2 separate regions of the Mus musculus genome follow, and region 2 is linked to region 1. Evidence: chromatin contacts called from ENCODE Hi-C or POLR2A ChIA-PET data. All regions are on one chromosome and are shown on one strand. Each heading gives the region's core, a stretch centred on a gene start or an enhancer-like site at or near the end of the contact. The rest is flanking DNA. Distances are from core to core; before and after follow the strand shown. Region 1 holds the start of Mcm7 (minichromosome maintenance complex component 7). Region 2 holds the start of Lamtor4 (late endosomal/lysosomal adaptor, MAPK and MTOR activator 4).

Region 1 (6,370 bases), core at 699-3,198:
TGATGGTGGTCTGAGCCACACAAAGACTACCCCTAAAAACTAAGAGCTAGGAATGGATGAGGTGGCTCAGCAGGTTAGACATAGCCATCTAGCCAGATGATCTGAATTTGCTCTCTAGAACACACATGGTGGGAGAACAGACTTCCACAAATTGTCCTTTTGACCTCTACACATGCTATGGCATGCCCCTGTGAGCACAAACACATAGGAATAAACACGACTAAAACATCTAAGAAAACCCTTAAGCTAAAAACAAAACAAAAACCCAACTTTGTATAAAAACAATCAGAATCAAGTCATTCACTGATAGCCAGACTTGAGATAACCTTATACAAGTTCTTAACACGCCACGCCACTCCCCAGAACCAATCCTGAGACTTACCAACTGGGTCCCATACTTGAACTGCTTCTTTCCAAGCTCATTCTCGTAATAAAACTCTTGGAGGAACTTCTTAACTTTTTCTACAAATATAAAATAAAAACCAAGTCTTTGCAGTGAGGTGTAAAGACCACTGCTGCCAAGGACTAGAGTTCAATCCCTAGGGCCCACCCACAGGTTGGAAGAGAACAGAGTCCTGCGGGTGTCCAGCACTATGATATGCCCGTGCGATCTCACACACACAATAATGTAACAAAATAATGTAAAAATAAATAAAATAAACAATCAACTTTCCTTTTAGATTCTTTATTTCAAACTCTTAACAGAAACCTAAGAAACCCACTTTCACTTAAGACGAAACCTATGAACTAGTTAGTTAAATGAACATTGAAAACAAATCGACCAAGTTCTCCCCAAAGTAGGCAGTGTTCCTTTTCACAAGTCCGTTTTTACACAGAGAAGAATATAGGTCTTCGGGCAGCTACAAGAGTCTTACCCAACCTTCCCAAGAGAATTCCACACTCTGTCTTAATTAGGAATCTCAGTTTCTTCAATTCTCTCAGCTCGCTCCCAATCGACTTAAGGTCCTCGGCTCTCGCTCTACCAGTACAACTCTTTTTCTTAGGCTCCCGCCAGGACGTCCGCCACTAGGCCTCCTCTGCACTCATGCCCGGCTCCCGCCACTGCTTCCGCTCTTAGTAAACAAAGAAGCACATGGGCCCAGATTCCAGCCGCCTCACAGCCCAGGATTCCTCCGCCCGAGACGGGTGGCCGAGCGGGGATTGGCCAGAACGCCAAAGGGCCATTCGGGTCCACCACACTGCCACCTTTCGCCACCGGGCGCTTAGCCTCCCAATTCTAGGCACGCCCCTACCTACTGCAGCTATCTCCGAGGCCACCGCGCGGAAGGACACTGTTTACACACGACAGTCCCAAGATCGGGTAGCGCCACTTCCGCCCGCCTCTACTTCCGCTTGGAGGGCGGCCGAAAACAACCAATCGCGGCGCGTAGCGGTCTGGCAAGCCCCGCCTCTGGACTTCGGCCAGTCTCCAGTGGACGCGGGAATTCGCTAGCGCCCCGAGCAGCAGAGGCTGGCCCAGTAACCTAGTCCCTTGGGTCACGTATTGAATGCATTGAACCAAGTCACCCGGTCTCTACCGAGCGCGCCCCTCCTTTGTGGACTCCACTGGGTTCTCTCCATAACACAAACACATCACCTTTTCCAAGGAGGATTGCTTCCTCCATCCTTGACGCCCACTGCTTATTGCAGGCGCAGTTCGCCTGTCCTCGGAGTCACAGATCCCGGCTCACTCCCCCTCCCCCGCCCGACCCCAAGACTCCAGCACCCCTCAACAGGTGCAGGTAGAAGTTTCCCTCCGAGGACGCCGCCCCCAGCCCTATAGATCTTCACCTTTTTCGATCGCGTAGTCCTTAAGCGCCATCGCTGCCGGGGACGGTGTGGCAGGACTTGAAGGGCTCAAAAATCTCTCTCTGGGGAAGCAGAAAACGAACGCGCGGCGGGACGTAGCCGGCCAACCGAAATTGGCGCGAAACGTCGTCACCCATGTGACCCGTGCGGCTGAGAACCCGCCAATCAGATAGGGGGTTCCCAACTGCTGCCAGCCCCTAACTTTAACCAATCAATGGACGAGTCTAGATTGAATGACAAGGGGCTTGAGGGCGGGCCGTTGAAAGATTGCCAGATCCTGGCGGGTTGGACACCCTGTTTCCCGCGGTTCGAAATTAATGCTCGCGAGTGTGTGTGTGGGAGGAGTGTTTCTTAAAGCGCCAGCCTCCGTGCGGCCTTTTGTTCCGCGTCCACAAGGCGGGGTGGGTTCAACTTTCACCGTGTTCTCGTCTATCCTCCAGAACCGCCATGATTTCCCAGTTCTTCATTCTGTCTTCCAAGGGGGATCCGCTCATCTATAAAGACTGTATCCTTTGACCCGGGAGACGGGGTAGGGTAGCTGGGTAGAAATCGAATCCAGATCAGTCTGTGTCGCCTGTTCCTTAACTATCTTTCCACCTGGCTAGTCCGCGGGGACAGTGGTGGTCGTGATGTGGCAGAGCTCTTCTACCGGAAGCTGACGGGACTGCCTGGAGGCGAGTCCCCGGTTGTCATGGTAACTACTGTGGTTGGTGTGCAGGGCCTTAGAACTGTGGAGGTGGGTGAGTGCCTCCTCCCTGTCAAGGGCAGCTTGGTAGGAAGCTTGGGGGCGGGGGTGTGTGTGTGGGGAGGATTTGTTTATAAATGTTTTGAGTACTAACAAGAAGCCAGTTACAGAGCCATGCACCCTATTTTTTGACTATCAACAACTTTGAGAGGTAGATACTACCTTTCCACGTTAGGCGGCCAGGTCTTAGATCTGGGGCATCGCCCATCACTAGTAGACCTCAGGGTGCCATCTTGCAGGTTTCCTTACTACAATTCTGGTCTTTTCTTAATGGCCTCTGTCCTCAACTCTGCCTCAGTATCACGGTGATCGTCATTTTATTCACATCAGACACAGTGGGCTCTATTTGGTGGCCACAACCTTAGAAAACGTCTCTCCTTTCAGCCTTCTGGAGCTGCTTTCCCGGTGAGTAGAGTTGGGACAGGCACTTAAGAAGGAGGGCGTGTGAGGTTTATTCACACATAATTTGCTGTGTTTCCTTAGGCTAGCCACTCTCTTGGGTGACTACTGTGGCTCACTCAATGAGGGAACCATCTCACGCAATGTGGCGCTTGTCTACGAACTCCTGGATGAAGTGCTGGTAAAGCCCAAAAACTTTGGTCTTTTTAAGTTTATTTATTCACGTGTGTGTGTGTGTGTGTGTGTGTATTTGCCCACATCACTGCACATGTGTGGAGATCAGGTATCTTCTACTTGTTGTAGAATCTGCTAAATCCAATATAGATCCACCATAACTCAAGCACTAGGTCAATGCAGATGACAAAAAGGTATTGTAATCAAGCCAGTACTGATCAGTCAGGGCTGTAGAACAGACTCCTGAACTTGCCTAGCAGTTAAAGGCTGACACCACAAAGTGGAGGGGAGTGGGGTGAGCTGTAGCACTGTCCAATCATATTTTGACATAAGGGGTTGAGCAAGGGAACTTTGACCAATCAGATTAGGAGTAGTTTTCTGGGCTTGAGAACACGAGCTTAGTTGATCTTGCCAGCAAGATGGAGAAGTTGTCCTTGAGGTGTCTGAACTCAAACAGCTGTTCTCTTACCAGCTGTCCCTAAGATGGCGGGACTCAGACAACTGTACAAGTTGTTCCTAAGATGTCTGGACTCAGCTGGGCAGTGGTGGCACACGCTTTTAATCCCAGCACTCGGGAGGCAGAGGCAGGTGGATTTCTGAGTTTGAGGCCAGCCTGGTCTACAAAGTGAGTTCCAGGACAGCCAGGGCTACACGGAGAAACCCTTGTCTTGGGGAAAAAAAAAAAAAGATGTCTGGACTCAGGCAACTATTTACAACAGAAGCCGTTCAGCTATTGGGAAGTCCTCAGCTCCCCCAGAGCCTGGGATCTTGAATTTAGCTTCTCCTTATGATTAAATGGAGTCTAAAAATGAAATGATTTTATTTAAAATAAGTTTCTTTTGCGTGTTCCCAACCAACATACTGTCTAGGTCCCTGGGATTGAACTAAGGTTGGCTTGCTTGATAGCAAGCACCAGCAGAGCTATCTCACAGGATGTCTGTCTGTCTCCCTGGCTCCGTTTCTCCACCTGTGTGTCCTTCTCTTTCCTGTTGGACAATATCGGGTATTGGTCCTGACCTTCTACCTTGTTCAAGACAGAGTCCTTTGCTGGTCATGGTGGTGCGTGCCTTTAATATACCAGCATCCAGAGGCAGATGGATCAGTTTGATTTTTGAGGCATTCCCAGTCGACATAGTGAGTTGGAGGCCAGCCAGGGTTACATGAGACCTTGTCTCAAAATAAAAATAGAAGCCAGCCATAGTGGTGCACCCAGGATGCTGAGGCAGGTGAATGAATCTCTTGAGTTCAAGGCCAGCCTGATCTACAGAATGAGTTAGGACAGCCAGGGCTACACAGAGAAATCCTGTCTTGAAAATAAAAATAAAAATAACAAAGAAAAAAAAAGAGAAGTGAAAGGCAAGCTCCCTTTGTTCCCCAGTGCACGTACACTAAGCTAACGAGCCTGCAAGCTTCCTGGGATTCTCCTGTCTCTATTTCTCGTCTCTGAATGGGAGCACTGGGATTATAGATGCTCATTATCATGTCCACCTTCTTATTTACTTACATTTCAGGGACTGAGCTCAGGTCCACACACTTGCTCAGCAAGCCTTTTACCCACTGAACCAGCTCCCCAGCTCCAAGGACTTCAATTTCATTCTCTTATTCCGTGCTACCATGAAGAAATGTCCTCATGGAGTGTGTGGTTGGGAGGTTGCGGCCACACCATTTCAACTCTTTCTGTCCATTAGGATTATGGCTATGTGCAGACTACATCCACAGAAATGCTGAGGAACTTCATCCAAACTGAAGCTGTGGTCAGCAAGCCCTTCAGCCTCTTTGACCTCAGCAGTGTTGGATTGGTCAGTAGCTGGGAAAGAAGAGGGGCAGGAGGGTTGGCTGTGAGCATCAAAGCTGAAGGTTTGTTGCTTTGGACGCTTTGCAGTTCGGGGCAGAGACACAGCAGAATAAAGTGGCCCCAAGCAGCGCAGCCAGCCGCCCTGTCCTGTCCAGTCGTTCTGACCAGGTAAGGGAAGGATCCGTGAGGCCAGACTTGATGAGGGTTTTTTGTTGTTGTTGTTGTCCTAGGACTCGATTATCTTTCTATTCCCTTTGATGTGTATTTCTTCCTTTACCCCTGGCCTCCCATCCCAGGACTCTGCTTCAACTCTCCTGTCCCTTCTGCTGCCTCTTTTATTTTAGGCATGAGTGTATGTGCAGAGCATGCTTTTGTGTGGAGGCTAAAGGACCAGGCCTTTGCTGTCATTCTCAGGAACGCCATCCGCCTCCTTTGAAACTAGCTTGAAGCTCATTGACTAGGCGGGTTGGCTGATCCAATGAGCCTCAGGTCTGCGTATCCTCACCTCTCTGGTGTAGGCTATAGGTTACCTATAGTACCTTGGCATTCACATGGATTTTGAGGATCAGACTCAGATCGTCATATTTATGTGACAAGCACTTTTTTTGACTGAGCCATCTCTGCAGTTCCTGTTCTTTTGGTTTTTTTGAGATAGGCTTTCCTTTGGTCCTCCAACCCAGGCTCTTACCTTGTAACCTAGGCTGGTCTTGAACTCGTGGCAGTCCTCCTGCCTCAGCTTCCCAAGTGCTGAGTTTATAGGCATGTATCACCATGCCTGACATTGCCTGTCCATTTGAAGACAGGGTTCCAGGCTGGGTGTTCGTGCTTTTCATCCTAGGACTTGGGAGGCAGAGGCAGAGAGGCAGAGGCAGGTAGATCTCTTGTGAGTGTGAGGCCAGCCTGGTCTACAAAGCAAGTCCAGGACAGTCAGGGCTCTTTACACAGAGAAACATGGTCGAAACCCTGTCTTGAAAACAAACAAACAAACAAACAACAAACAACCCAGAAAACAAAACAGATTTTCAGCTCCATAACTCAGATCCTTTCTTTCCTAGAGCCAAAAGAATGAGGTGTTTTTGGATGTGGTGGAGAGACTGTCTGTACTGATTGCATCTAATGTAAGTCTGGGCTCCCACTCCTGGACGTGAAGGGCAGTGGTACCTGGGGGAGGCTGAGCTTGACTTTCTGCCTCTAGGGCTCGTTGTTGAAGGTGGACGTCCAAGGAGAGATACGGCTCAAGAGCTTCCTTCCCAGCGGTTCTGGTGAGAACCAATGGTTAGGTGTGGCGCAGGCTTCCTTGTGATGTGCATGGTGGTATTTGCTATCCCTTTTCTCATGTCCTTCCTCCCACAGAGATATGCATTGGCTTGACAGAAGAATTTTGTGTTGGAAAGTCAGAACTGAGAGGTAAGGCGAGCGTGAATTTCTCCCTCCAGAATAATATGGAG
Region 2 (6,744 bases), core at 177-2,676, 84 kb after region 1:
AAGTTCCTGCAATGTTATAGAGAAGCTGAATGCTCAGTCATGGTGTGAAAACGTAATCCAGAACTCCAGCTAGCAACCTCAGCCTCTCCAGGTTGGTTTTGGATGGATGTCTGTAAGCTCCCAATTTCATGATTTCTGTTCTTTTACTTAGAAGCCTTCCCTGAAGAAACTCTCTGCTCTGCCCAGAACTCTGTCTGTTCGTAGTTGTCTTAAAGGGACTTCCTCAGGTAGTTTTGGCTGGATACTTGGATACTTGAGTACCTGATTTGATGGAAATTGATGTGCTTCTCTCTCTCTCTCTCTCTCTCTCTCTCTCACTCACTTTATAAAGTCACTCGTTCAAAATAAAAATTGTGGCTACTGTAGACCATTCTCTGGATTGTACAAAGCAGCTGTTGATATTTGTATACCCACTTCAGAGCAATGGTGCCAAGCACCTTTGCCCGCTGAGCCACTTTGCCAGCCCTACTTCAATTTTTTGGTCATGATGATTGAATCTGGGGCCTATGCATGCTAGGCAAGTTTTGAAACGATAGCTACAGCCTTGCCTCATTTTCTCTAATTAGCTGCTGCTTCTACAAGATGATTTGGGGTGGACGACTTTCTTTGTTTAGTGCTGTGGGTACAGACCCACACCCAGTATGCATAAGGCCCTGACTTTGCTTCTTGGCACTGAAAATAAATGGGGTGGGGGATATAATTCACTAATTTAGTGTACAACTTAGTAACTTCGGCACATTCACAAAGATATGCAGACTTCAATATGAATTCCAAAAAGCTTAAATCACATGCCCTGCCATACCCTCATTAATAAGCACTTCCTATTTTTTCTTGCCCCACTACCAACTAGTAATTGCTTTCAGTTTTTCTGTATTTGCAAGAAGTGTATGTGTTTTAATCAGGATCTTGGTAGGTAGCTCAGGCCTCAGTCTGGCACTGAACTCCCTATTCAGCCCAATCCTCGGCCTCTCAGGCTTTAAACTAGGATTACAAGCATTCGGCAATAGTCACAGCTAAGCGTCTTACATAGATGGGACCACATAATATATAGCCTTATGAACCTGCCCTTTCACAACCCGTCCTTTTGGTTGGGTCTGAGCCTCTGAAGGCTGAGTGGTCTCTGAAGCCATCTCCCTGGCCTGCTTTCTCTTGTTTTGGAGATTCTCAAGCTGCATTTGGTGTCAGGACATTATCATCTTGTATTGATCTTACACTACTGTGTGTACACAGCAAATTTGATTTACTCATTCATAGCCATATTTGGGCCGATCCACTCTTAACACATATACTCAAGGCAGAAAGTTAACACGTGAACAGCTTTTCACGTGTAAACCAAACCATCGTCTTTCACATTGGTACATTAGTTTCTCTTTTCAGGTTGAACAGTGACACCTAAGACTCCTCTTACATCACCGGACTGTTCTACTTTCTTCTTGGAAGCCACCGGCAGATGCATATTCCTATTGCAAAGGATAGAAGCAGTGCACGTTCGTGTGGCGACACTGCCCCGCGACTCTCCGGACAACTCTCGCAGGCAAATCCTGAGGGGCGGGGAAATGCAACCAATCCACGAATGTGTTCGGAAAGCGGGGCTCCGCAGTGGTTGATAAAGTATAATGACATACCCGCCATCCAATCCTCAAGCGAAGGGCTGGGCTACAGTCAGCTGGTGAAACCACCTGACCCGAGCCTGGAGCCGGAAACTACCTATCCGGCAGACTGCTTACACTGCACCTACGGCTGCGATGGTGAGTGTGGACGCATGCGCGGGTGTGCACGCCTGCGGTTCCGCGTCCCTGTTTTCCGAGCTTCTGTTGCCACCTTATGGCTTGCATTTCACTGTCACCTCCAGTCCACCCTGGGACCGAAAGGGAACAGAGATGGGAGGGAAGCGACAGGGAGGGCTGGAGAAGGAAGGCTCCGCTACCGGGTGTTCTGCAGCGGGGGAGTAGTCTAGATGGCACAAGGGGCGGGGCATAAGGGGACTGGAGTGGGAAGGGACATGAGGAGGGGTTGAGGGGCTAGGAAGGCCTCCTGGGTCACCTACATGACAAGTGGAAGAGCTCAGAGGTCCAATAGTGACCGTGGATGGAGACTCAGTGTTACAAGCCATTATGAGGGCCTTGGAAGGCTCATATCCAGGAGGGAGATGGGTTTGCAAGGCTGTCATGATTCTCCTTGTCTCTTTACCCTCTAGACTTCCGCACTGACCCAAGGGCTGGAGCGAATCCCAGACCAGCTTGGCTACCTGGTGCTGAGCGAAGGTGCAGTGCTGGCGGTGCGTTGTGGGAAAGCAAAGCGTGGGGTGGAGGGTGTGTGTGTGTGTGTGTGTGGGGGGGTCCTTTGGGGACACACAGCCCAGAAATCCCTTCAAATATTTCCAAGTTGTCTCTTTTTGTCTTCTCTGTGGTTCCTTGCTTGCCATATAGTAAGCTTTATGTAGTATTTGGATATGTGGTATAAAAGCTAATTACCAAAAGGTTGGGGAGGTAGCTTAGTACGGAGAATGAGTTGCCTAGCATGCACAGAGCCTTCTCTTCAATCCCAATACTGCATAAAACCAAACAGAGTGTAGTCCCAGCACTTGGAAGGTGGAAACAGTGGGTTAGATGTTCAGGCTTATCTTTGGCTACATATCAAATTCAATCACAACCTGGACTACATGTAACTCAGCCTCAAAAAACAACAAACAAACCATTACCCAAGTTATACAATTAGTTAGTTAGTTGTAGTTTGTTTTTATTTGTTAAATTCTTGTAGGGACGCACGTATGGGTGCCACAGGGGGTGAAAGTTCGAGGACACTTTGGAGTGAATTCTCCTGCCATGTGGGTCTTGAGGATTGAACTCAGGTCATCAGGCATTGAGGCAAGCACTTTTATGCTCTGATCCATTTTTGCCTGCCTCTAGAATTTTGGGGGGTGAGGTGGGGTGGGGTGGGGGCAAGACTTCTCTAGAGGCAGGAATTGAGCTACGCTGCAAGGGCAGAAAATTGTGAAAGAGAAAAGAACCCTCAGGGTTGGGAGCCGGGCATGCTTGCCTGAGTGTGCCAGTGCCCGAGTTGGCCGTGGTTTTGTGTTGAAACCATTTGAAGAGGAAGGATGCTGTGGTAAGACTGATACTGAACTTCCTGCGGCTAGCTTCAACATCTTTCGACAAATCTTGAGGGTTAAAGGGTTTTAAAACAACTGTGACTCACAGAAATGGTGTAGCACAAGTGTCCCAGGAGAGCCATATAAGCAGGAAACTGGACTGGTAGCAGTGAGGAGCAAGGACAGAAGACATTTTAGCTTATGTTTTTAGTGCCTGCACGGGTGTGTGCCCATGCATGTGCTGAAGCCATTGTAGGGCATTAGAGACCCACTCTCACCACTCTCTCTGCCTTATTCCTTAAGGCAGGGTCTCTGAACCCGTACCTAGACTGGCGGCCTTGAGCAAGCCTCAGCAGTCCACATGGCTGTACACCCACAGTGCTGGGATTCCAGGTGTGAGTGTGGTCATTCCTGACGGATTTGAACTCAAGTCCTCTTGCTTGTACAGCAAAAACTCTTATCCACTGAGCCACCCCCACAGCCCAGAGATAATTACTAGGTAAAGTACTTCTACATGTACTCTACCTTTCTGAAGTACTTATCCAGTAGGACTCTGAACAGGGGAAACCAGAAAAATACTATGGTACCTGAACAAATAAGACATCAAGAAAGGAAGCTGACCAAGGAGGTAGCTAAGGAGAATTTTGATGGCCTGACTGTAGACACCGAGTGAGATGGAATGCTATCGGTTGTAGTACATTTATTATGTAGGCACTGTTATGTTTTCATTGTTTTCTCATGAGACTTTCACAAGCGCAGAATATAGGCCCAGTATACAGCTGGAGATACCGAGAGCAAAAGGAACTAAATCTAGTTAAGGACCCATTTAGAAGCGGTGGGAAGAGGATGTTGAAACAGTCTGTTCTACTGTCCAGAGGACGTCTGGACTACTGTCTTGTTATTTGCCCAAGGGTTAGCCAGAGGGAAAACTTTAAAGACAAAGTGGGTGTTTCTGCTTCATAGCCTACAGACAGGACAAGTGGGAAGACTGAGTAACAGGTAGAACCTTCAAAGACTGAGCAGTTAGCTCAGTGATATAACATCTGCCTAAAATCCTTCGTGAGGGGCTGTGGGCGTGGCTCAGTAGTAAAACACTTGCCCAGGAGTCTCCCACTGAGGCGCTGGGGGTGTGGCTCAGTGGTAGAGCCCCTGCCTAGAATCCCCCAGTGAGGGGCTGGGGTGTGGCTCAGTGGTAGAGCCCCTGCCTAGAATCTCCCACATGAGGGACTGGGGACCTGATCACTTGGTGATCATACTCTAGGTTTTGACCCCTCACATGGCTATCAAATGAAGCCTGGCATTTCAGAATGAGAAACAAGATGGCACAAGGAAAGACAGCACCATCATAAAGGGGTTGTAGGTGGTATTTTTCTGAAGCTGGGTAATTTGGGACTACGGGCAAGTATAAAGGGAGATCATAAGTATAGGAGGCAGAGGTCCTGTGCCTTGAATTTGTTCCTAACTCTGATGTCTGTCTTTTGCTCCTACCCTCCTTCATCCACACACAGTCATCTGGGGACCTTGAGAACGATGAGCAAGCAGCCAGTGCCATCTCGGAGTTGGTCAGCACAGCCTGTGGCTTCCAGTTGCACCATGGCACGAACATCCCTTTCAAACGCCTGTCTGGTGAGCTCCTGCCTTTGGTGGGGGGGTTTCTTTTAGCGGCCTCACTGCTCAGGGAAGGAATTCCTGGCTCCATTCCACCAACTCCCACTTCCTCCTGTAGTCCCTGGTTCAACTACTGCTTTCATACTAGGTCCCTCTAGGATGAGTACAGAGCAATAAGGACAAGGGGTTGCTTTGTCCTATGCCAATTCTTTTTTTTTTTTTTTTTTTTGTGACCCTCCTTGGTGACCACTGTACCCACTAACTCCTGCTCCCTTCCCTCTGCAGTGGTCTTTGGTGAACACACGCTGCTGGTGACTGTGTCAGGACAGAGGGTGTTTGTAGTGAAGAGGCAGAACCGAGGTCGTGAACCTATTGATGTCTGAGCTATAAAAGGCACGGGCTGGAGAAGAAGCCTGCCTCTGGGGCCTGTCCCCGGGGTGTGGGGGTGGGGAAGCATACCACCTTCTGCTGTCCTTGCTGGAGTTGGGCTTGTGCTCACTACCTCCTTCCTGACCCCCCACCTGAGCGAGGCACCAGGCTTAAGAGACTTCTACGCTAAGGGACTAGGGGAACTATGACTAGGGGGACCCCTTTTCTTCCCTTCTGCCTAATAAACACTAGTCCAACCTGTCTAGGGCTCAGGATGTGTGCACAGAATGGTTTGTCTGGGTGGGGGTGAGGTTACACCTTGTGCCTATCATCGACTTTCTAGGGAGACAGCTATACCTCAGTCAGTGGGCCAGGATCACCACCAGGCATCATAAAACTGACAACTGGAGACAGGTGCGATGGTGCACATCTGTAAGTAAAACTAGGAACCAGAGAAGCATACATACATAGGAAGGCAGCTGTTTGCAAACTGAAGACCATCTCCCTCGTGGTCAACACACAGACAAACTCATACTCCCTCCCAAACAGCTTTTAATAGTTTTACTTCAGCTGGAAGATGTAGTCAGAGAATAAGTTACAGGAACAGACAAAAACAGAAAACAAAAACAGAACTTAAAGTGCTTCAGGCTGCCAACGTAAACATGAGGGGCAGAAAGAGGCCATCCAACCCCTGAGACAGGAGAGTCATTGTCCTGGGTCCCTTTACCACTACCACCCTCTAATCTCAGCCCTGCGGGTGAGTGCAAAGGAACAGCAGCGGCAGTGGCAGGGAGGCTTGAACACGAGTGAGAGAGGATACTCTGTAAACTGGACGAAGGACAGGACAAGGGAGCTCCCGCAGCCCTTGCCCTGCTGGGGTGGGGCCAGCCCTCCCCTCGCGCACCCCCCCCCCCCCGAACTTATGGAATACTGTTGTCTGAGCTGCAGCCACACTGTGATTTCACAGCTTCTGCCCTCATCCCTCACCAGCAGACACAGACAGGCAGCCCTGCAAGGCCTCTCTGCCCACAGTGGGAGGTACAGCCTAGGAACAAGGGACCCTCTGGGGCTTAGGGTTTCTGGCGTGTCCTGTCCGGGGTTGAGCTAGCAAACGGTGCTACTTGACGGGCTCCACCACCAGGACTTTACACTCACGCTTGGCAATCTTATCAAGAGAAAGCACAGCCTTGTCGGGGGGCAGGTAGAGGGGACGGCCGACGGGAGAGGCCACAGGGGGTGTGATGGCCCTGCGTTCCATCACACTGCCTGACCTGGAAGAAGACAGAGGCTGTGGGCTGGCTCTGTGAGAGTATAGCATCCCACTAAGTGGCCTGCTCCTGACCCCAACTCCCAACTCTTGGTCAGACTGATAGCAATCCTAGTCCCTTACCTCATGAGGTGGCTACGGGAAGGCTGCTGGTGGGAGAAAGATTGAGAACGGCCCAGGCTGGCCTGGTGTCTCTCCACCAGGTCTCGGACAGCAGGACTGCTGGGGCTGCTCTTTCGGGACAGGGGCCGGGCTTCAGGCGGAGGGTGGGACACGCTGGCAGTGAACTGCAGCTTCAGTTTCATGTGCTGGCTCAGCTGGATAGGAAGATGCGGACCTCAGACCCACCCTTCCCTGTGCCCAGCCTTCTAGTGCTACCTAAGACGTTAGCTAACCCCTCTAGAAGCAA

Evidence for each region. Hi-C counts contacts between places; a loop is a spot of excess contacts on that map. ChIA-PET counts read pairs that join two places held with the same protein, here RNA polymerase II (POLR2A).
Region 2: a loop to region 1 is called in a map of T-helper 2 cell, with 2.4 times the contacts of the local background. The contact joins the promoter of Lamtor4 here to the promoter of Mcm7 in region 1. A Hi-C loop is called at or near these places in 1 of 37 maps with a recorded cell type or tissue (T-helper 2 cell). POLR2A ChIA-PET finds 5 or more read pairs at or near these places in 3 of 5 experiments (Patski and embryonic stem cell).

The regions. Positions count from the first base shown.
Region 1 is chr5:138,169,935-138,176,304 of GRCm38, forward strand. Mcm7 (minichromosome maintenance complex component 7) reads right to left here and starts at 1,949. Exons shown (of 15, transcript NM_008568.3): 1 at 1,792-1,949; 2 at 383-462. The coding sequence starts at 1,822. Ap4m1 (adaptor-related protein complex AP-4, mu 1) reads left to right here and starts at 2,087. Exons shown (of 15, transcript NM_021392.4): 1 at 2,087-2,314; 2 at 2,415-2,503; 3 at 2,853-2,959; 4 at 3,038-3,134; 5 at 4,816-4,926; 6 at 5,010-5,090; 7 at 5,978-6,040; 8 at 6,118-6,184; 9 at 6,276-6,329. The coding sequence starts at 2,257.
Region 2 is chr5:138,254,056-138,260,799 of GRCm38, forward strand. It overlaps Lamtor4 (late endosomal/lysosomal adaptor, MAPK and MTOR activator 4), which reads left to right and starts at 1,427. Exons shown (of 4, transcript NM_001081108.2): 1 at 1,427-1,748; 2 at 2,198-2,278; 3 at 4,600-4,717; 4 at 4,985-5,340. The coding sequence starts at 1,746. The coding sequence ends at 5,082. Map11 (microtubule associated protein 11) reads right to left here. Exons shown (of 11, transcript NM_153161.3): 10 at 6,459-6,652; 11 at 5,603-6,339. The coding sequence ends at 6,186.